3 separate regions of the Homo sapiens genome follow, and regions 1 and 3 are each linked to region 2. A link is a loop called in an ENCODE intact Hi-C map of the cell type or tissue named here. Cell type or tissue: A673. All regions are shown on one strand.

Region 1 (8,000 bases), 180 kb before region 2:
TTTTTAATTATTAGCAATCTGACTAGCACTGCATAACAAAGTTTACTTGCTAATTGAGATGAAATGTGTTTTGTCATCAACAAATTGAAACAATATTGTGTAAGCATGCTACAATATTTATGTCTCTCTCTTTCTATCCTACTATGAAAACATCATTAGTTTAGCACCATTTGGTCATCATAATCTCTCTTTGTTTCACAGCAATTCCAAAGGCATCAAATATTCCAGTGTAATGCACTCAATATGTTGAGCTGCACTTATTAATTTTGGAAATTAAATGGTTATGCTTATTAATGTGAGCTTTCACCACTCTTCAAGCTTTCAAAACTGAATTGAAAAAAATGGCATTACGTGAATCTACATTTGGAAAATGTGAATATCGTCAGTGTTCTTTTTTGTTGAGGGGAGGGATTCTTGAAAGGCAAACTAAATTGTTTCTGTTCTATATGCATAGGTTGGAGAGACGCAGCTTATCAAAAAGACGGGAAATAAAACAGCAGGGTAACCATTATAGAACTTCAATTTAGAATGTTTGAATTTTTGTGCCCAGCGTATCTCTTTTGTGGTACATCTGAAAGTCACAAAGATCAATAGGAGGGGGTTTTAGGAGGCACGCAGCCTGACGGTCCAGTGTGTTGCTTATGTCCAGTTCCTTAATGCCTAAGTTCTCAGGGTTGGGAAAGAGGCCAGACAATATATATTTTTGGATTTAAATGTATTTTAGGTTGGAATATCTTTTTTAAAGGACATGGGAATGACTAGATAATTGGTCTCAGTGTCACCTCTTGACCACAGTAAATGTGTTTTCTCTTTAAATAAATGTATCTAGAAGAAACTACAAAGGAGTGCCCTCCGTTTTAGCTCAGGATTCACGTACTCTGACATAGCATGGAGGAGGAATGTGCCAAGATGGATGAGAAAAAACCATTGGTGAAAAAGTTTCAGATGAATTGTGAACTCTTTTTCACTCTCCATATATATGATGTTTTGGCAAAATCTATAACATTGATGGTCATGCTTTTTAGTTTCTGGCACTTCCTGTAAAGCAAGTTTGTTGGCTTTACCTGGAGAAAGAATTATGCTGACAGGCAGTATCCATTACTGACCTGACAATTTTGTCTCCCGTGCTATCTGTCATCTTTGTATTCATTTGTCTTAGAGTCATTCTATTCCTTGAAGAAATGAGACTGCCATCTTCTGGTGGCCTTCAGTGTAGTTAGGTGACTATCGTTAATACAGTCATTGTCTTTGCTATAAGATGTTACCCTTCTGCTGTTTATATCATTAAAATATGCTTGTCTTAGGCTTAGGGAATAAAAACTCAGATTTGGCCCACAAAAAGGAGAACTTATCATGTGTCGACATTTTTACCACTTTCTTTTAATGTTCATAACCACTCATCTGTGTTATAGTTTTTACAGTGGAATAAAAAACTATTTTACAATTCATTTCCAGACATTTCAGAACTATCTATGAAAAATTATTAGAATTGCTCATAAGGTATAATAAACATGATTTTGTGTATAGAATCATACGTAGTACAGAACTATGAACATCAGCAGTACATGATGCATGCAGATGACTATATAATAATATAGTGTCTACATGTAAAATAAAATGTACAGTGTTTTCTAATTACATAAAAGGCAGCCATATGGCTAAACATATAATGTTAAATGTAATATAATATCTCTACTTTACAAAAGAGATTATTAAAACTCAGATGGGTGCCCCAAGTCATATAAGAAGCAAAATTAAAATGTATAATAATATATTCTGAATCCAAAGCTGGTGTCAATTTCTGCCTAGTTATTAGCCTTTAAGGCTTGTAGAAAAGACAAAAAGCAGGGGAATGCAATAACTTTCTGTAAGATAAATGTATCTGACTTATATTTTTCAGTATGGAAAATTTTTCTATTTTGTTCACTAGTGATTTTCTATTTTGTTGACAGTGATTCAAAAATATTTCTTTCTTGTACCTGCTGCCTCTCATGACATTTTTTTCAACAGATACCATGTCTCAGCCAATTTCTTCTCTCTTTTACCAGGGATAATTTAGATAACACATAATTTGTGTTGGAAAAAAACTTCTTCAGTTCTCACACTGATTATCTATCTATATTTCTACTACCTTTTAGCAGAAAGGATTTGAAATGTCCAATATACATCCTGAAGACATGTCGGTTCCTTAAATATTCTGTGAAATCAGACATTAACAATGAGCATAGCATTTAATAAAAAATTGCCTGGAAATTATGTTCATTATCTTTTGTTAAGGTAATTAATACTGTGACTACTAGCCAAGCAACACCAGGAACACAGGCGTATCAAAGTTAAATTCATTAGTGTAATTAACACATACCAAGGCTACCGTAGGGTATTTCAGAAAAGAGGGAGTTAGGCGACAGTATTACTTGTAGGCTGGAGCTAATCACAGGCAGGTCTTCTGAGATACTGGTCAGAATTTGTAAACTCGGGGGTTTTTGAACAATCAGAAGGCTTATGAATCTGGGAAAAGTTAGATCGGTTTATCTGTGGTTTTATCTTGGAACGTATGTCTGAATGGAATGAAAATTGTGATCTCAGATAATTTGCTTCCATTTAATGATTTAGGATACTTTACCTGTTTTGTGAGCCAGAGGACAGTTTTGCAAGTCGATTCTATGTCAGTTCTCAATAGCAGAATAATTTTATTGTTGGAAGTTTTATTCTGCAGAGATAAAATATGAGATTCTTCCTTCTTTTTTTTTCTTTAATTATTATTTATTTATTTATTTATTTTTTTGAGACGGAGTCTCGCTCTGTCGCCCAGGCTGGAGTGCAGTGGCGCGATCTCGGCTCACTGTAGGCTCCGCATCCAGGCTTCACGCCATTCTTCTGCCTCAGCCTCCCGAGTAGCTGGGACTACGGTGCCCGGCACCACGCCTGGCTAATTTTGCTGTATTTTTAGTAGAGACGGGGTTTCACCGTGTTATCCAGGATGGGAGATTCTTCCTTCTTAAACAGATGTTTATTCAATTCATTCTTCAACTATTTATAAACTATCAATATGTGGCAGATACTGTGCTATTGCTACATCGCATTTATAATCTAGCTAGCAGTGATTTAATTATATGATTAAAGCAACCCTCATTTAGCTTTTCCAGCTGTGTCTTCATTTTTAAAAAAGATTATTTTTAATTCAATTACCAGCTAATTCATATGAGAAGATATTTGGAGTTTACCTACCGTGGCAGAGACTGCCAACCGACTTAGCCATATAGGTCTTGATTTGTAGAGGAACACATGGCTACCTGAAATTACAACTTCATTTCTCTACTTTTTGTAGTGAAGTGTGGCCACCTGATGAAGTGATGGCAACAAGATATAAGTGAAAATGGTATTTATATTCCAGGAAGCACGTACAGTGCAAAAGAAGGATGGATACTCTCTTCAAAACTACCTCCATCCTGCTACCCCAATGCCTGGGATGCAGAAGTGATGACTGGAGTTTGATCAGCCATGTTAGGTAATGAGGTAGAATCTATGTGATAAGGATGGCAGAAGAACAACACAGAAGAAACCAGTGCCTTTAAGGATCATTTAATCCCATGGTCACTTCCCTCTAGAATTCATTTACTTGTGCAAGAAATATGTTTATCTTATTTAAACCATTTCTACTTTGGGCTTTCCATCACTACTTTAAGTTTGTTCTGCTCAAGAGTAAAATAAGCAAGAATTAAAGTTATCACAAATAAGCCCTTCCACCCCACCCCTGGAAGGGACAACAGCTGAAATAGTGAATATTTAAAGCTTTAGAAATTTTCAATTATGAGATTGTACAAAGCTTCTTAAATAGCACTTCTTGTATTTTAGAAAACTTTGCATATTTGAACTTATTTGATCCTTATGGCAAATTCATAAGGGAGACAGGAAAAGTACTAATGATCTCATTTTAGAGACAAAGGAACTATGACTCAGAAGAATTATCACATATCCAAATTCATTGAGTGTATTAGTAACACTTCCAGAGCTAAAATCCAGCCCATCCCTGGCCCAGAGATTTTTCGACTGCAATTGTTGAACTCACATTTTTCTTTAGCACTCAATAATCGTGAGAAGTTAATAAAGACACTACATTTTGGTAATAGCAACTTAAATTTGAATTAAATCCACAACTGAAATAGGAAGTTTTATCTTTTTGGAGGCACTCAACTAGAAAAGGTTAAGTCTGGGAGTCCTGGGTTCTAACGCTGAGACTGCATACAAACTTGACTTCTTGTTTGTTAAATGAAAGGGATAAAAGTGATTATCTCTAAGGAATACATTCTCTCTAGGGTCTCATCCAGCATAGATACCCTCTGATCAGCTATAAGACTGTAACCCACATATACCTGTCTGCTTCCTATTTTGGGAGAAACCTTAAAATAATCAGAGAATATTTATTGGTTTAAAAAAACAACAATGCTTCCATTAGATATTTGGGGCCACTCTATTGCAGGAATCCTTATCTGAGAATAAATATCACTAAAGCTTTGTATGAATTGGGAATAATTCAATTTCTGCTAGTTTTCATGGAAGTAGGGTTGCCATATTTAGCAAATAAAAATACAAGATACTCAGCTAAGTCTGAATTTCAAGTAAACAGTGAATAGTTTTTTAGTATAAGTATGTCCCTTGCAATATTTGGGAAATACTTATACAAAGAATTATTTGTTGTTAACCTGAAATTCAAATTTGACTGAGTATCTTTGGTTTTATCTGGCAATCCTACGTGGCAGGTACTACAAACTGGCTCGTTCACTATTCAACCTCCTTCTGGTGTATTCCTAGACATGGAAAGGTGTAGGGCATTTTGCATGTGATTTAAGTATGGTCAGTCTGATGTGCTTGTTCAAGACTCAAATTCAGAACTGGGTTACATAGCAAAAGAGGACATGAAACTCCATCTTACTGGTGCAGACCTTACAAAGGCAATGTTCTTCCGGAGCTAACAGATTGTAAGCACAACTTTCCTGTTTCATAAGCTGCTTCTTGGTCATGGCGGGAGAATCAATTATTTCAGTGGTCCAAATATATGTGGTACATCCTTGAGGATCATCCCTACAAACTCAGCTGAGAGTCTAATTTTTTTGGTCTTGATTCTATAATAAATTGTCTTGATCCTGTAACAAATTCTGTTCTGCTTAAAGTATTTGGAAAAGTTTTATCTTCTCTGTGACTAGACCATAACCGATATCATTACTAAATTATTTTAAATAGTAAAGAAAAGAGAACAAAATGAGATGTTCTCCTTCATTTTTAATCTTATAAACAATACCATAAAAATGAACATTTCTTAAAGAAAAATATATAGTATTCATCAGACCACCATAAATAATTTTATACTTTGACTTATCCAATAAATCATTTTTGTGATTCTTTCAGTCTTAGTTCATACGCAGATGTCATTTTTCATATGGTAATCACAAAGCAGATAAAAATTTTACATTCTACTTTTCTCTCTTAACATGCCATAAATACTTTCTGTGTTTACTTAGTTTTCATAATTTTTTTAATGGCTGTATAACAGCTCTTATAGTTGACATATCATAATTCCCTTATTTCTGGATGTCAAGAGTTTTAGCCACTATAAATAATTTTGTAGTTAATAAGAATTTTTATTCTCCTGCATAATTTCTTTCTGAATTATTTTCTTAAGATAAACTCCCAGCAATGAGATAATTGGGTCAAAGACTATTGAACGCTCTGTGTATCTTAAAATGTTTTTCCAAGCTGCTTTCCATAGGGAATGTGACAATTTTAACTGGGTGGAAAATTTTATTGATGCCTGAATTAAGGGAAGTCAGTGAAAGCTTAACATCATTCAGAATGTATGCAACCTAGCAGTATACAATCCCCCAACACACAGAAGAAAAATGCATGGAACTTGTGGCAGGGACTATGAACAAATAAAAAACAATATGAGAAAGCTGTCTTTTTAACAGAACACCATTCTCTCTTATTCTTTAGAGGAAATATATTTTGTTTATTTTAGTTTTTAAAAATGTCTTTGTGTGAGGAACCAGGAGTAGCTTTTCTGGCCTAACATCTCATAGTCTCATTTTTCCATCCTTTGTTTCTTATTCCACAAATGGAGCAAACCATTAAGAATAATTACTTTGATTAACACATATTAACACTAAGTACTTATTATTTGGTTTCAGATTTGGCTCAGAAATATTGCTGTTAATATCCAAAATATATAAGCAACTCCTACAACCCTATTGCAAAAAGTCAGAAATATCCAGATTAAAGAATTGGCAAAGGAACTGAATAGACATTTCTCTGAAGAAGACACATAAATAGCCAGCAGGTATGTGAAAGGGTGCTGAACATCAACAGTCATCAGAAAACTGAGATAACAGTGAGTAATCACCTCACACCTGTTAGGATGGCCATTATTTAAAAAATGAAGTGTTGGAGAAGATGTGGAGAAAAGGCAACCCTGTACACTGTTGGTGGGAATATAAATTGGTACAGCCACTGTGGAAAACAGGATGGAAGTTCCTAAAAATAATTAGAAATAGAATTACCATTTGATGCAGTAATCCTACTTCTGTGTATATATCCAAAGGAAATAAAATTAATGTCTTAAGGCTATATCTGCATTCCCATGTTCATTGCAGCATTACTCACAATAGTCAAGAAATGAATACAACATAAGTGCTCATCAACAGACAAATGGATAAAGAAAATGTGAGAAATATATATAATGGAATGTTATTCAGCCTTTAAAAAGGGAAGGAAATTCTGTTACTTAGGAAAACACAAATGAGCCTGGAGGGCATTACGCTAAGTGAAAAAAGCCAGACACAGAAACAGAGGGTAAAATGATAGTTGCCCAGCGCTAGCGGGAGGAGGAATTTGGGAGGTATTGGCCAAAAAGTACAAAATTTCAGTTACACAAAATGATTAAATCCTAGAGTTATCGTCTACAGCATGGTGCCTATAGGTAAAAATATTGCATTGTATACTTAAAAATTTGCTAAGATGGTAGATCTTATAAGAGTGCTTTTACCACAAAAACATAAATAAAGAGGGCAGGAGGAAAAAATATTGCTGTTGACTGTACTGCAATACATAGCTTCCTTCTAGTGTGGTAAAAAGAGACAGGAACTGTATTTTTTTTTTCAACTAAACTGTTGTTTAGATTTAGTTACAAAAATTTCCAAATCTGGAGTTTTGTCTCAGTTATTAAATGTAATCGAGGCTTAGACTAAGTTTCCATCTTCTTATTTTCCCACCAAAATTATCCCAATGTAGTTTTTTTTAGGTGTTCAACTCTGATTAACAGAAGGCGTTTTTGGGGAGAGGATTCCTAACATAGAACTTCCAATGGTTAATTCCCATTGGAAGATAGTAATTTTTGTCTCATTTTGAACCATCAAAACAGAAAAGAGTTTCAAGCATCAGATCTTATGGCATGCTGCCATATAAGTGGAAACTCTTTTGGGCAGAACTGATTACTTAATTATGATGTTAGTAACTTGTCTCAGTGTGGTCTGACTCAATTAGGTGGAGGTCAGCAGTTTGTTTTCTGTAAGGGGCCATAGAGGAAAGATTTTCAGCTTGGCTGGCCATACAGTCTCTGTCATGACTATTTAATCTGCCTTTGCAGTGTGAAAGCAGCCACAGAAAATATGTAAATGCAGGAGTATGGATGTGTTCCAATAAAAGTTTATTTACAAAAACAGGCAGCTGACCCATTTAGCCTGCTGGTCATAGTTTGCTGACACCTCACTTAAGGAATGTGGCTTTAGGTGACCTCCAGTAGTAATCCCACTTTGTTTCAGAAATCTCTAAACCCTAGTAGGATTATCAACTTTACAGTGAAAAAAATTCAGTAAAAAGTAAAACTTGGTGTATTAGTGTGTTCTCATGTTACTAATAAAGACATACCCAAGACTGGGTGATTTATACAGGAAAGAGTTTAATGGGCACACAGTTCCACATGGCTGGGGAGCCCTCACAATCATGGC
Region 2 (8,000 bases):
CACTGCAGTATTCTAAGTCTGTTGAGAGCTGTTTGTCAAAATTAAGATCAGCCATAAAATTTTCAGTTTTTGAACAAAGTAGCACAACTAGGTTTATTACAGTGGAGTGACTTCATTACCTTCAAATCACTGATAAAAAAACCCCAATTTGCGAAAATCGAATCAATCACTCATTCATTAGCAAATAAAATGCAAAAACATCTACTTTTTACATTATGGACTATCCTGATTTTTATGTATATATCTCCAGTTGCAAATCATTTATTTTCATTGTTATACACAGAGAATATGCTCCTAGAAGGATAGACACAATATGACAATGTTCCACCAACACATGAAATATGACGTGTTAATAAGCATTTAATTTTATTTGCTTTAAAAATAGACAATTTAAATGTTTTACCTTTTTTCAAGTACAAATGGTGTTCATGTAATTCTCCTATGATATCTTTTCAGTCAGGTAGTCAAATGGCTAAACGATTGAAATGAAATTTGCAGACTCATTTAGCATGGGGCATATGTTTAAATGGGATGCAGAATTCCCTCATCCTGGGGAGCCCTCGCTGACTCTCTCTGAATATTTAAGCAGTCAATCTGGTTATGCCATTGCTTCATTGACTAGACAACACTAATTCTATTAAAGCCACTGGAGATGTGATTTAATCAGTTCGCCCATAGCAAATGTTCTATAAAGAATGTGCAACTTCTTTAAAAATGATGAAACTTCTAGAATTAGATTATTTAGCTCAATCTTCTACAAGAATCCTTTTCAAGTTAACTTCGAAATATGGTCATCCAGCTACCGCTTGAGTATGTCAAGGAGTGGGTGACCACTACTAGTTTGTGGAACATTCCATTCCAATGTTGGATAGTGAAAAGTCTCTTACGAGACTGCTTCCTCTTTCTCAAGGCTGCCATTTAATATTGTGGCCTTAGATAAACTTTTTCAACTTTTCTAAACTTTAACTTCTTCATATACATAATGATCATTTTGATAATACTTTCCTCACAGTGTTTTTCTGAGGATACAATTTTTTTTTTTTTTTGAGATGGAGTTTCACTCTTGTTGCCCAGGTTGGATTGCAATGGCGCGATCTTGGCTCACTGCAACCTCCACCTCCTGGGTTCAAGCAATTCTCCTGCCTCAGCCTCCCGAGTAGCTGGGACTATAGGTGCGCGCCACCATGCCCAGCTAATTTTTGTAGAGATTTAGTAGAGATTTGAATTTTAGTAGAGATGGGGTTCCACCATGTTGGGCAGGCTGGTCTCAAACTTCTGATCTCAGGTGATCCACCTGTCTCGGCCTCCCAAAGTGCTGGGATTACAGGCGTGAGCCCCTGTGCCTGGCTGAGGATACAATTTTTAATGCCAAGGCTGGCAGATCACAAAGTCAGGCGTTTGAGACTAGCCTTACCAACATGGTGAAACCCCATCTCTACTAAAAAATACAAAAATTGGCTGGGTGTGGTGGCATGCGCTTGTAGTCCCAGCTACTCAGGAGGCTGAGGCAGGAAAATTGCTTGAACCCAGGAGGTGGAGGTTGCAGTGAGCCGAGATCGCACCCCTGTACTGCAGCCTGGGCGACAGAATGAGACTCAGTCTCAAAAAAAAAAAAAAAAAAAAACTATGTAAAGTGCTGTTGGTACATTTGGTACATACTAAGCTCTCACTCAATACCTGAGAGCTGTTGTTGTTAGTGTTTTTACAACTATGGCATAATTAATTAGATGAAGCAGAAGATAATAAGTTACTTACCATAACTTCAAAGTGCCTTTAGTTAAAAGCAAGGTAGGCCTGAAAGCCAGGTTCCTCCTTTTACAAAGGGTAACATGTGCAGCTTAAAATAGGATACAGTAAAAATGTTCCAGACCATTGACTCCTGGCTTTGTTTCCTTTACTTTAGAAGTTAGGCTTTGACTCTGGCAGTGTTACAGGTTTAACACAATTTGAAAAACTTCTGTATATTATGGGATGTGTGATGTGACAAAAACTAGAAAGTGTAGTTATGAATGTGTTTCAAGGATCCCATCTAAAGACTCTCTTTGCCAGATTCTAATTAGAGTTTTAAGACTGCTCAAGTTATTGTTCACTTGATTTCTTTCTACGGTACAAATGGTTACAAGCTTACCAACTCACCTGTTGCATGGTACAAATGGCAGTAAATACCATTGCTGGGAAATATCAGCTGAGAGAAAAGTCAGTCTTTCATTGGGAAGTCTGGGTAGCTGGGGCTCTGGAGGAGTTTTCTTCCACCAGAGCAGAGACAAACTTCTCTCTGAATTGATGGGCAGAGTTCTCTCTAGCCACATTTTAACTGAGGGTGTAGCTTTTCCAAGGGTCTGCTTTATGCAAGGAATCCTGTTCAAACTCCCTGGCTCTTTGGAGCCCAAGATCTTAAATTTCATGACCACCTCAATGTTAAAGCCATTGGCTGTCAGGGCCAATTTCTGGGTCTAACACTTCTATTCTCCAGCTTATCTCAACTTCACCTGAGGTTGCATTCTTTTCTTTTTCATTTGTGTCCCACGGAGATTTTTCTTTCTTCTTACAGGCCTATTTATATTTACTTTCTTTTTCAGTTATGTTTTATGTCAAGTTTCTGTTGTTTATAGTAGGAGGAGTGACTTGCTATCTCAATTCTTAATGTAAGAACTGACAGTGAAAGAACATCTGCTTTGTATTGAACTAACGTGGGCCTCTCAGTATAATTTCTCCTTGCTGGTCTTTCTGCTATATTCTGACATCACCGAAAATGTCCAGTAGAGATGGAGTGTGGTTGCCATTCTTTAGATGCTCTTCAGTTTTTCAATTACCTTAAAGTGATAGGCCCAAAGCCTAACATCCCAGGGTGTTTTAACCAATGTAAACTAAAGAACTGAACGATCCCCTCTTTTGCTCTGAATCCTATTATTCCAATGATGCAATGTGTGATTGTACAGGCACATTTTGACAGCTTTAGAAGCTATTGACCCAGAATAAGTTTAGTGAAATAAATTTGTATGTGCTGCTGTAATACAGGGTAGAATTGAAGTTTAATTTTGTCAACTGGTTTCAGTCAGTTCAAGTAGATTGAAGATGCGCATTAATTTTAATGGTTTTTGTTATCTATTTGAAGTGTTCTCGTTGGACTACGGAAAAGCGAAAATATCCACAAGTGAAATCTTTGAAACTAATTCAAAGACAACCTAATACTAAGTAAAGAAGGGCAAAACTTTACTAAAACATATTCAACATGTGGCTGACTTGGCCTTTTCACTTTTATTGGCTCAATTTATAGATTTTTTACAAAGGTCAGTGTTTTGTATTCTCTATTTCAGTTCTTCTTTTGATTTTTTTCTTCATAATTAGTCTTATGACTATACCCTTAATTTAACACACAAAATATCCAACCCACATTTTTTTTTCTCCAAATTTTTTCTTTTACCAGTGAAAATTTAACCCTACAAAATACTTAGTGATAAATTTGATATAATTCAGCAGGTTGTTGCCATTTTTTAAGAAATAGGTGGTGCATTTACTGCCACCTGGTGGAATATTTGAGACGAGAGAGAAATAGAAACTAGATTAGTAAAAAAAAAAAAAAAAACACATTAAAAATACCTAACGAGGTAAAATTTCTTCACTGAGTCAGTATACTGGTTTACCTGGAGCCATGTAAAATTAATCTGGGCCCATATGTAACTTAAATTAATCTGAACCAAAGAAAAACATGGGCTTCAATTGTATTTTCTTTGGCTAGTTATTAATTTATTGTCCCAATGTAGGAGGCAATGCTAATCTGATTATAATTCATATTTGATTGTTTAGACATGAAGGCAAATGTCAGAAAAACCTAAAAAACTAGAAAATTTTTTTCTTACGTGTTCTTTATCTTTGATTCTCTGTATTAATGTTTGTTTGTATCCCTTAGTGAATCAGCCTGATTTTGGCTTGATTCTTTCTCTCATCTGTGTTCTACAGTTTGGTCTATCTAACATCTCAACAAACCAAGACAAACCAGGTAAAATTTCCTTGCCGTTCCTCACTTCAGCTTCCGTTTCTCCCAAAGTATTCTACATTAGTTTCCTTTTTTTTTTTTTTTTATGAACAAATTGTGAAGAATCTGGTCGCAGTTTTGTGATCTTCCTGCTAAACATCTTGGGATAGCAACTTTACTTTTCATTCTCATATTACACATCTGTATAATTTCAGGGATTGACTTGTTTATGTTCAATGTTCTCTTACAATTCTGAGACTCTATGAAGTCGTGAATAAATTAATTTAAATTTAAATGAATTTGACCAGTTAAAACCCTCTACAACTGTTAATACTGTATTCAGGGCACTAAAAGCTGATAGAATTTCCCAGACTTGATATTAGATTGAACAATTAGCCTTTCCTTAAATGATGCCACAACTGTCTGGTTTATTACTTATAATTTATACCACACTTGTTTCTTTTATTTGTCTACATTTATTGAGTCTTTGTTAGCTCCTGGGGTTATAGTCATAAACAATAGGTCAGCAAACAACATTAGGAAGATAGAAATAAACAAATGATTACAGCATACCTTAGTGGTTCCTCAACTTGAATGTTTATAGAAATCACTGGCAATATTTGATAAATTTGTAGATTCCAGGGCTCTAATAGAGCCTGATTACTTGAAACAATTAAATTACTTCTGATTCAATAGGTCTAAAAGTAAAGCCATAAACCTGTATTTTTCAGAAGTATTTTAAGTAATCCTGATGCAAGTGGTAGGACATACAACACACAAGAAAACTTGATATGAAAAATGGATGTTATAAAAGTAGGTAAGCACAAGGTATAAGGGAACATAAAGAAAGTGTATTTAATTCAATTAGGAGTCAGAGAAGCTGATAAGGAGTAAACCAGGAGAAGGAATGCATTCAAAAAAGAGTCTATGATTTCAAGCAAAAGAATAAGAATTCCATGTGGGAGAGCTTGGCACTTTCAGGGGATGGCAACTAGGTCAGTATTTCTGAAAGGTACAATTTGAGGATGAAATTGACCATATATTCAGGTAAAAAGCAAGTGTCAATAAATTTAAAAGAACTAGTGTAATTGGACAAAACGTCCTGATCATAATGCAATTAATTTAGAAATCGCTAATTTATTTTACTGCTTTATATGAATGAAAATGTGAAACTCACCAGATATTTAAATAATTTTTAGGTCAAAGAAGAAATCATAAGAAAAGTATAAAAGTGACAAAACTTAACTCTAATGAAAATGCTACACATTGGGAGAAATAGGGCAAAGTTTTGAATAGTATTTAGAGGAAATATTAGAGCCTTAAAACATATATTGAAAAAGTAGGAACCTTAGAAATTAAAGAAAGTGGAACAAAATTAAAATATAAGCTACTGAAAGTAAAACCCAAATACAGCAGAACAAAACAGGATTATTGTATCAATTTACAATATTTTTAGGAATTAAAACACATGCACACACGTGTGTGTATGTATGTTGACTAACGTATTATTTAGTTGAGCGTTTTTAATAATTTGAGCTTTGAGTTGAACTTACGAACTGTTTAAACTTGCAAGTTTTAAACTTCCATACATATGAAGTTTAAAAATAAGGTTTGCGTTGTTGTTATTGATTTCTAAGTCAATACCTAGGTTGGTACGTCACTGTATTCCACCAGAATGTGATTCCAGCTGTATCCAAGAATATGTATATTCTTTTTCTAAATGAATTTTCATGGGATAAATTATCATACAAATTAGCACATCATTAGTTAAGTTACAGATCTCAGTGTGCTGCGTAAGATGACTCCTTACAATTTTCCCATCTTTAATCAGTAAGAGAGAGATATGTATTACTATCAGGGCTATGGACAAAGATCTAATCCTATAATGAATATATGTATTATATAAGTATCTTTCTTCATTGTATGTCAATAAGGTAAAGAAAAAACTTATTTCTGAAGTAGTGGTATTAACAAGTAAATAAATGAAGGTGTTATTTTGCCTAAATATTCAACCTCAGGTGATTAGCATAATACCATTTTTATTTCTTTTAATTGTTTATTTCCATAGGTTTTTGGGGAACAGGTGTTATTTGATTACATGAGTAAGTTCTTCAGTGGTGATTTGTTAGATTTTGGTGCACTCATCATCTGAGCAGTAAACATTTTTATTTCCAGTATCAATTATAAAAATAAACATGTTCTGATAGTTAATACAATTGAGATAGAAAGAGGCTGTCTAGCCAAAATATTATTCTTGAATACCAGTTATGATCTTATTTCAGTAGGCCTTATCTTGAAACCTTGCTCCTAACACAGTAATGCATTATACAATATATCTGCAGCAATTTATGGTTCATAAACACATTGTATTCATCTGGAATTATAATGAAAAAATAGTGACAATAATCCCAGACACTATACCTTTTCTCCCCTTTCATTGCCTTCTATTAGAAAGCCTGTTGGCATTGAAACCATTGGAAGTTTTGGAGACTTTTAAGCTAGGCAGGAAGCCTTGAAAAGTTGATTTAAAAGCTTGAAGAGGGAGACTATGTGAGAAAAGAATTAACATGGTAGACCTGACACTCCTTTTCTTGGAAAGTCCTGCCTGAAAGATTGAGCCTTGTCTGGTATCAGGGAACTTGACTGGCAAACAGCTTTCTACACTAATAAAACTTCCTTAAATGAAACAAGTGGCTCACTGTGCTTACTCCCTAAGTTATTTATACGAACAATACAATTTATTCTGAACACCTGCTTTCTTTAAGGAAATCTGGAATTCTGGTACATGCTAGGCAGAGAATGCCTTTATTACCAGATTACAATAAAAGCCTTGGACACTGAATCTTCAATGGGCTGCCTAGTACATACGTGTTGTCCCATTTCAAAAATGGGGAAATTAATGTGTCCTGTGTGACTCCAGTCTTGGAAGCTTGTGCTTGGTTTCATCTGGATTTTTCCAAGTGCCTTTTTGCTTTGCTGATTTTGCTTTGTATCATTTCACTGTAATAAGTCATAGCCATGAGCAGGATTATACGCTGTGTCCTGTTAGCCGCTCTAGCAAATCATCAAGTTAGATTGTGGTCTTGGGGACCACACTCAACATAGTGATATACAGGAAACATTGACCTGCCATGTAATGTTCCCTATCCATGCTGTTTGAAAGTGGAATAATACAAAGGAAAAAGAGTCATATATTTGACCAATTTGGAGTTATCTGGACTAATAAACACCCTCTAAAACTATAAAAGTGTCTTTTGAAAGTGCCAAGAGGTTCATCAGTTATATACTGAGCAATAATACTAACACCTAATATCATTACAGCATTTCTTACACTAGTCACAGTCCTAAATTCTTTAACTGGATGATGTTATTTAATCTATACAGTGTCTTATAACAGTACCTGTAATTAGTCCTACTTTACAAATAGAGAGACTGAGGTCAGAGTAACTAAGTGACTTGCCCTGGTCACACACCTTGTGAGAAGCAGAGGCGGGTTGTGAACGTAGGGAATCTGATTCCAGAGCCTACCCTCTTAACTACTGCCCTCCTGTATTTGGTCCAGACTTTTTCTAATCTATTATAGAAGGAAGAGGGATTTTGGTTGGAGGGAGAGGGATAGATAATTTTGGAATACAGAAACTTGATTCCTGGAAGGCTTAGATTGTTACTTCCCTTTACTCCATCATACTGTGATTACGGCTACATATTTTTTAAAATCATACACTGAGGACATAAGGGGAAAATACTGGAACTGTGTTGGCCTGAAGGCCTGAAAAGAAGAGGCTGGAAATGTAAGGGAAATTAGAAAATAAATTAGGAAAGTGACAACTATAAAATTAACATATTTAAACAAATATGGCTAGAGCCCAGTGATCTTATTGAAGGAAGAAGAAAGATTTTGGTGTTTGGAAATCCAAGGAAGCTAGCATTGCGAGGCAGAACAACACAACAGAGAGACAGACACTTCATATATCTCTATCTCTATTATCTCTTTCTCTCTCTATCTCTATCTCTATATTTAGAT
Region 3 (8,000 bases), 260 kb before region 2:
TCCATATATTCTTTTAGAAAGTAAAAATTCCATTATTTAGTTTAGAAAATAGAAATTCAATAATAGTCCATACCATAAGGGAGAAGAATGAATACTCCACCTTTTTTGTATGTGTGCTTGTGAAGTTGGACTCAGTTGAATTTTCATGTTGTATTGAAATATTCTAACGGGAAGACAGCATATTTTTGCTCTCTTGGCTCTCTTAATTTAAGTTCATTCTATGATAAATGGATTTGTTGTCCTGGGGCAGCCTCCATGGGTTTAAACTTAAAGGTATTCTTTCTTTCATTTTACATTTAGGCATGATACAGGAATTCAATTGTGTGTAAAATATATTACTTCACATACATAAACAAAATCTAGATATTTTCAGATGACTTGACTTTTGCCCTCCTTCTCCATTGCCTTCTGCCATGATTGTAAGTTTCCTGAGGCCTCCTAGCCATGCTTCCTGTTAAGCCAGCAGAACCCTGAGTCAATTAAACCTCTTTTCTTCATAAATTACCCAGTCTCAGGTATTTCTTTATAGCAGTGTGAAAATAGACCAATACATAGGTGATGGTAGCAGAAATTAAGTGCCACACAGGGAGGAAGCAGCATGAGCCCACAGAAACTGGAAAGCCAGCAGCAGTGAAATCAAGAAAGAAGCCATAGACCCAGAATTGGGGAGAAGAGCTGAGGCACAGTAGTGGCAAAGGCTGGGTGAAAGCAAACAGATCTATAGCTGAGGAAGGATTAGCCCATGGGAGAGAGGCCTGGAAACAAAAAACAGCATTAGCGCTATTCAGATTCTCAATGACTTACCAGTTCATGATATTGCAAACTTCATGAGGCCTGCCTGTCTGAAATTGATTTTCTTCCCAATAATTCTTGCCATTTAACTTTTCCTGGAGCTGAAAAACATAACACTGATAATGGATTTACTGAGCCCTCACTTTTTGCCAGAGTTGTTTTAAGTGTTTTTCCAGGATATTCTTTTTCATTTGTGAAACTATTCTTTGAAGTAGGTACTTTTATTAATCTTAGTTTACAAATGAGAAAATGGAAGCAAGAAATGTTAAATTAACTTGCTGGAGATCACATAGTGATTAGGGAGTAGACCTTGGAATTCAAATGTGGTAGAATGATTTAGAGCCCAGACTCTAGTTGATCATGGGATACTACCTTTATAAGGTTAAGATGTGTCCTCTGCATTTCCATGTTTATTATTATTCTACTGCTCACACCCCACAGCCCACCATATTCTTGTTTATATTCTTGGCAACACCCAGAGTTCATAACAAATCTAGAGATCTACCAGTGTGAATCACTAGGCAATCAATTTAAACTCCCTTTTTGTAGGCATATTGTAAAAGGTGTTTTGCTAACCCCACTGTTAATGTACCAGGCCAGCTCCTTAGAATATAATGCTTCTCTTTGATTTGTCTCTAAGAAGAGTGATGCTCCTATTATAGGACATCTTGTCCTAAATTCCACTGAATTGTTGTCTAGCTCTTCCCCTAGATTTAGATCTCCTTAGAGTACAAATTGCTTTTTATTTTTTCTCTTTGGTATCTCCCACACTGCCTAGGACAAAGTAGATGTTCCAAAACAGTTCAGTGAATTAATTCAATGCCTTCTTATTTGTACTCCAGGCTACAGAGGTGTATTCACACTCTGTTCCAGACTACCTTGGGAATAAGCCAAGTGGTAAATAGAGTCAATAGAGAGGTTATACTGGATTCAAGGTGGCTTTCAACCCAGAATGCTAATATGTAGGCATTAAAAAAATTACTTTGATATTAGAGACAGAAGGACAGACCAAACACTTTGGGTCAAGATCTATGTAATTGAGTTAATAGCACATACTTAAAAATAATACTTTTATTTGTATAGTACTTTATAGATAGAAAAGTATTTTCATTTAAATTGTCAAATTTGATACTCACAGTGTATTTTGAAGATTTATTGTTCCCAGTCTTAAAGACTGTTCCTTACTCAAGGCAGGCAGCCATGTGGGCCAGTGAGGTCTCTCTGCTGTTGCAGGCCTGTGTATCTCCCTACTCCACAGGTCACTGACAGCTCTGCCTAGAAATCCCCAGGACAGGGGTGAGGTAGGGGTAGAGATGGAGGAGGTCCTTCTTCATTCTATTGTAACCTCCCAATGGGTTCACTTTGTCCGCGGCCTAGACACAGCCGATTTCTCAAGACAGGGGAATTGCAATAGAGAAAGAGTAATTCATGCAGAGCCAGCTATGTGGGAGACTGGAGTTTAATTATTACTCAAATCAGTCTCCCTGACTATTCGGGGAGCAGAGTTTTTAAGGACAACTTGGTGGCTGGGGGAAAGCCTGTGAGCCAGGAGTGCTGATTGGTCAGAGATAAAATCATAGGGAGTTGAAGCTGTCTTGTGCTCAGTCAGTTCCTGGGTGGGGACCACAAGATCAGATGAGCCAGTTTATCAATCTGGGTGGTGCCAGCTGATCCATCAAGTGCAGGGTCTGCAAAATATCTCAAGCACTGATCTTAGGAGCAGTTTAGGGAGGATGAGAATCTTGTAGCCTCCAGCTGCATGACTCCTAAACCATAATTTCTAAACTTGTGGCTAATGTTAGTTCTACAAAGGCGATCTAGTCCTCAGGCAAGAAGGAGGTCTGCTTTGGGAAAGGGCTGTTATCATCTTTGTTTTAAACTATAAAGTATAAACCATATTTCTCCCAAAGTGAGTTCAGCCTACACCCAGGAATGAACAAGGACAGCTTGGAGGTTAGAAGCAAGATGGAGTCCACTAAATTAGATCTTTTTCACTGTCTCAGTCATAATTTTGCAAAAGTGGTTTCACTATCTGTGATCAAACCTCTGCAATAGGAATGACAGGTGATCGTCTTTCCCCTGGGCGCCACCTCCTCCTTCCATTCCTTCTGAGTCTTCTCCAACCCAACACATACTCAATCAGGATGGAGTTGGAAACAAATTTTGCTAGAAGCTCAGACTTCAGAGGAGATTGTAGCTTTACCTGAAAACTTGGCCTTCCAGAGTAGGGTGACGCACATGAAACCCTTCTCCTGCACTCTTTCATCTCAGTCCCCTCTCCTTTCTTGGCCACCTCCCCCTTCAACAACTTTTCTAGCATCCCCAACACCTTTCCTTGAGAATCTCCATTAGTCTCCACGTGGAGATTCTTCTACCACCATTTCTCCCTCTTGAAACTTTAGCACAACACTAATTAGCTTTTGAGGAGGGAGACTGTAAGTTATAGTCTTGCAAGTGATGATGGACACGGGAATTTCAAATCCTCTTTAGTCTCCCCACCAGATATAGGCAGGGAAATTTCCTCACAAGTTTTCCTGGGATGCCAGAACACACTGTCACAGTCAAAATTACTTTCTCCTGGATAATACCATCATCCCTCAGTATCCACAGCTCATGGATATAAAAATCCCCATATGCTCAATTTCCTGATATTAAATGGCACAGTATTTGTATACATAAATAAAAAATAAAATTGTAAGCTCCTAATCAACTGAATGGACTCCTCCACCCCCTGGGCAACAGGATCCTAAAGAAAATCTGAAAAACTAGTTCAGGCCATGACTGGAAGACAGGGTTGGACTTGCCTGTTATACCCTCTTCCCTTTGGAGTTTAGGCACAACTGACCAGCACTAACATTAAGATAAAGATCATAAGAAAAACAGACTTTTTGTAGCAATAAGATAACCAACTCCAGCCTGACTCTGATATAGCATCATGTGAAAGATAGCAGGTTTTGGAGGAAATTATTTTACCCCAAAATATATTTTCTTTGACATCTTTTGAAATGCCCCTGTTAAGTCATCTCTTGCGGGGGAAATTTGCATTCTGTAGAGAATCTCCTTCCCTTTCTAGGTCTTTTCCTGATCCAGGAGGTTTAACTGAGAGTCTGACACATTTAAGTTTCAAAAAGAGACATTTACCATCTATTCTCTCTGAAACCTGCTACCTGCAGGCTTCATCTACATAACAAGAACCTTGGCTTCCACAGCTCCCCTTATCTTAATTCAAGCATTTATTTAAGCCGACTTCAACTCTCTAGGCAAAGGTTAACTTTCACCAATTGCAAATCAGAAAATCTTTGAATCCACCTATGACCTAGAAGCCCTCATCTGCCACACCACTTTGACGTGTCCCATCCTTCCAGGCCAATGTGTACCTTACATGTATGGATTTATGTCTTTGCTTCTAACTTTTGTCTCCCTAAAATGTATAAAACCAATCTGTAACCCAACCACTTGGGGCACATGTTCTCAGGATCTCCTGAGGCTGTGTCCTGGGCAGTGATCACTCATATTTGGCACAGAATAAGTCTCTTCAAATATTTTACAGATTCTGGCTTTTTTTGTCAACTTATATAACCTATGCACATTCTTCTGCATATTTTAAGTCATTTCTAGATGACTTATAATACCTAATACAACATAAATACTATGTAAATAATTGTTATATTGTATTTTTTGTTTGTATTCTTTTAAATTACTGTATTTTCTTCCTTCCTTCCTTCCTTCCTTCCTTCCTTCCTTCCTTCCTTCCTTTCTTCCTTCCTTCCTCCCTCCCACTTTCCTTTCCTTTCCTTATTTCCTTCTTTGTTTCTCTCTCTCTCTCTTTTTCTCTCTGTGGTTGGTTGAATCTGTGGATGTGGAACCCGTGGATATGGCGACTGACTGTACAGTCAAATATCATATGGAGAAAGAATAGTCACCCTGCCCTTGAAGAATAATAAACTCTGTCATTATTGTAAGAGGCTTTGACTCTTTCCTGAGCTTGGATCAAGTTACAAGAACCTCTACTAGGTGCAAACTGGTTTATCTTTGCCATCCAGGAAGGATGACCCAACCCAGATTATTTTTTTAAAATTTCAAGTCTTTACCTTTTTTTACACCAAATCCCATCCCCCTCACTCAAGGGAGTGGGGTAGATTGATTCTATCGTAGTGCTAAGAAAACAGAACCATAAAGAAATTAAGTGAATTACCAAGCAATGGCAGATGTAAGACCTACATGTCTCCCTCATAAATATTAATTGTGTACTTTGCAAGGGATTTACTGGCAGCTCTGGGGAAACTTCTGATGGTAAATTACTGAATCTATCTGTTGATCTCATTTCTCTATTTCCTTTCCAGCTCCCTTTAAAATAAAAAGTGTTAAATATATTCAAAAGCTCTTGATTTAGAATGATCAGGAGGTAAGGTTGCAAGCTGGAAATTTTTCTTAAATAGCAAACTGGAAATTGCTGAAGATGATAAGGCAAATATTAAATATTCCTAATATAATAGCTTTTTTTTACAAGTTCCCCATAGCTGATGTTTATAGCATTTGTATTTTGCTTAATTATTTCCTCTATTGGCACTGTGCTTTGCACATGGTAGGAACTCAACTGGAGAATTCGATAAATGATTTCATTGAGAATGTTTGAGTAAAATCATCCCAGAAGTCAGACCCTTACCTATAGTATTCAGGCTAGGCCAGCTCACCATCAATCAATTCTGCTCTGCCTTTGAAATTATTTTTAAAAAATCAAGTCATGTGAAAGTGAATGTGTTTATCAGAATTAACAAGATTTAAAACATTTCCCACTTTATTTTTGGTGAGTTCCTTTTCTGGCCAAAAAAAATACTGGCTCATTATTTTCAAAGTATTGCCTTGCCTAAGCAGGTGTGCACACACCTTCCTACCTCACTCAGCTTTTCTGATCAAGTCTAAGGATGGTTGTGTTTTTTTTTTAAAAGTTCTCACTTTGCCTCCCTCCAAAAGTCTCATTTCACTATTGCCCAATCTCTTTCCTCCCCCATTGTGTATGTCTCTTTCTCCCTCCCTCTTGTATTTATTATACACCTACAAAAAGTAGAATTTCCCTTGGCTAATGCTTGATAAGTTTGTTTTACCCACCATTTTATGTTTTGGGAATTGGTCTTTTTACCTCTGCCAGCAGCCTCAGCATTGCTGGGGCATATTTCCAGATGTTTAAGGAAAGCAGCGCTGTTTTTGAGCTAAGGGTAGTGGACACTCCCCCACCCATTTTTTTTTTTTTTTTAATCAGATTGGTAAGTGTGCCACAGGCTGGCTATGACCTGTGGTGTCTTTCTAGCAGCCATGAAAGAATGTGGCTGGCATTCAAAGGCATTGCTTTCAACCTCAGGTCATTGGAGATGAGGGTGAGCCACATAATAAGAATGCAGACTCTGAGCAGATCCTCCGGAGGGATAGACAATGGAAGGCGGGCCTGAATCGAGCAAACGTTTGTAACAGGATGGTAAATGAGACTATTCTTGCTGGTTTACTTGTGGTTGAGGCCTCAGAGCTAAGAGCAGTAAGTGGCAAATACCCTACATTCTAAAGAGGGTGCTTGATGTACGCAGAAGATGAGGATTTCCTTGAGATAAGTGAATGGCTGGCTGTATTGCCCTCACTGGGAGAGGATGGTATTGGATTGCTTGCTAGTCCACCAAGAAGGGAGCTGAGGGCCTACAGAGATGCTCTCTGAGTTGGGAGGGATGTCTTCCAGGGAGGAGACTGCCATCTCAGTCTTCTTCTCATGCCCTGTACGTTAAGATGCAAAACATGGGGGCCCCATGCCATTCGGGGATGACCTTAGGATCAGAGCAAAGAATGGAGAGAAGGTTCTTGGAGAACTTGAGTTCTGTTCTCCTTGTGCCTCCTAAGCTAGAGTTTCAGAGATTGTGTCTGGTCCTTATCTGGAAAGGGCAAAGGTGAGAAGCTGGCTGACATTGCCCCTGATGGCAACATGAAAGGAGAGGGCCACCTGCATTTTCTGATTTGGCAGGCAAAGGGGCTGGGTATTTTCCTGAGAGCCAGAAGAAGAACAAAGCAAGGGTCAGACCTGAAACGGGTCCCACTCCAATGGGCTGCCTGATCCCAGGAAGGACCCCAGCAGAGAGAGCCTACATGGGGCACACACTGGTGGCAGGAATGAGGGGTTTGGCTAGGGGTCTAGCCAGAGACTACATAGGTCACAGAGACTAGCTGTGAGAGGTCTCTGTAAAGAGGGGGCCAAAGGTTTTTGGAATTGGCCCAGGAAAGAAAGAACCAACTGTGTAACAGAGGACTTTGTGGGGATAGTTTGTCATGATACTAGTTAAGGGAGCCATTTCCCTCCTTCTTTTTTTTTTTAATTTTTTTATTTTTTTGAGACAGAGTGTCACTCTGTTGCCCAGGCTGGAGTGCAATGGCACGATCTCAGCTCACTGCAACCTCTGCCTCCTGGGTTCAAGTGATTCTTGTGCCTCAGCCTTCTGAGTCGCTGGGATTACAGGCGCACACCACCACATCTGGCTAAGTTTTAAAATATTTTTTGTAGAGACGGGTTTTCACCAAGTTGGCCAGGCTGGTCTCGAACTCCTGACCTCAAGTGATCTGCCCTCCTTGGCCTCCCAAAGTGTTGGGATTACAGGCATGAGCCACCACATCTGGCCCTCCTTCCTTCTTTCCTCTTTTGTTTCCCCTCCTCCCAGACACCAGAGGTAGCACAGTGAGATGGAAGGAGGAGGGAAGGATGGCAGTGAAGAAATAGTTCCGAAGTGAGGCAGGGCCTGTCCCTTCCTTTCTGCAGGCTCAGGTCAGGAGGCAGAAAAACTTTAAATCGGTTGAGAGTGAAGTTTGACATTAGACAGAACTAGTCTGTTTATCTTAAAAGATGATACTGTTTATTATTAGGTGAAAGACACCAGAGAAACTATGAAATCTGCCCAAGAAATAGAAGGAAAGGCCAACATGAGAAACAATAAAGATTCCTTTTTTTTTCCTCTGTACCCTCAACTGTGCCTTTTGTATTCAACAGGTATTGTTACATGTTCTTCCAATAAGTTTTTGAAAAGAACTTTACATCAATTTATTTTATTTCTGTTGAGAAGCCCTCATGACCAGACTCCCTTCAGCATGTTACACCTTAAATAAACAAAAGGCATTCTGAATGGCTTAGGTGGGAAGGGATTGTTGCTGGTTTAAATAAGGACGATTTGAATACCCAC

The links. Peaks named below come from ENCODE experiments on the same cell type or tissue, not always from the same donor. Only the 100,000 strongest peaks of a DNase experiment are listed, where the experiment ranks them.
Region 1: it touches region 2 in a loop (6-fold over the local background); 15 of 110 quality-filtered maps call a loop at or near these places.
Region 3: it touches region 2 in a loop (4-fold over the local background); 2 of 110 quality-filtered maps call a loop at or near these places.

Annotation. Positions count from the first base shown.
Region 1 is chr6:145,027,230-145,035,229 of GRCh38, forward strand. No RefSeq gene overlaps it. Among named protein-coding and RNA genes, the nearest start is that of TRQ-TTG4-1, 150 kb to the right of the region's middle. In A673, CTCF peaks have their summits at 1,211 (motif pointing left) and 1,413; DNase peaks (open chromatin) are centred at 472, 1,172 and 3,962; H3K4me3 peaks cover 644 bases; H3K27ac peaks cover 4,108 bases.
Region 2 is chr6:145,211,163-145,219,162 of GRCh38, forward strand. No RefSeq gene overlaps it. Among named protein-coding and RNA genes, the nearest start is that of TRQ-TTG4-1, 32 kb to the left of the region's middle. In A673, CTCF peaks have their summits at 3,524 (motif pointing left) and 3,729; a DNase peak (open chromatin) is centred at 3,519; H3K4me3 peaks cover 322 bases; H3K27ac peaks cover 1,755 bases.
Region 3 is chr6:144,947,962-144,955,961 of GRCh38, forward strand. No RefSeq gene overlaps it. Among named protein-coding and RNA genes, the nearest start is that of TRQ-TTG4-1, 230 kb to the right of the region's middle. RefSeq lists enhancers at 3,693-4,360, 6,672-7,171. In A673, a CTCF peak has its summit at 4,260; DNase peaks (open chromatin) are centred at 4,320, 4,660 and 5,050; H3K27ac peaks cover 5,912 bases.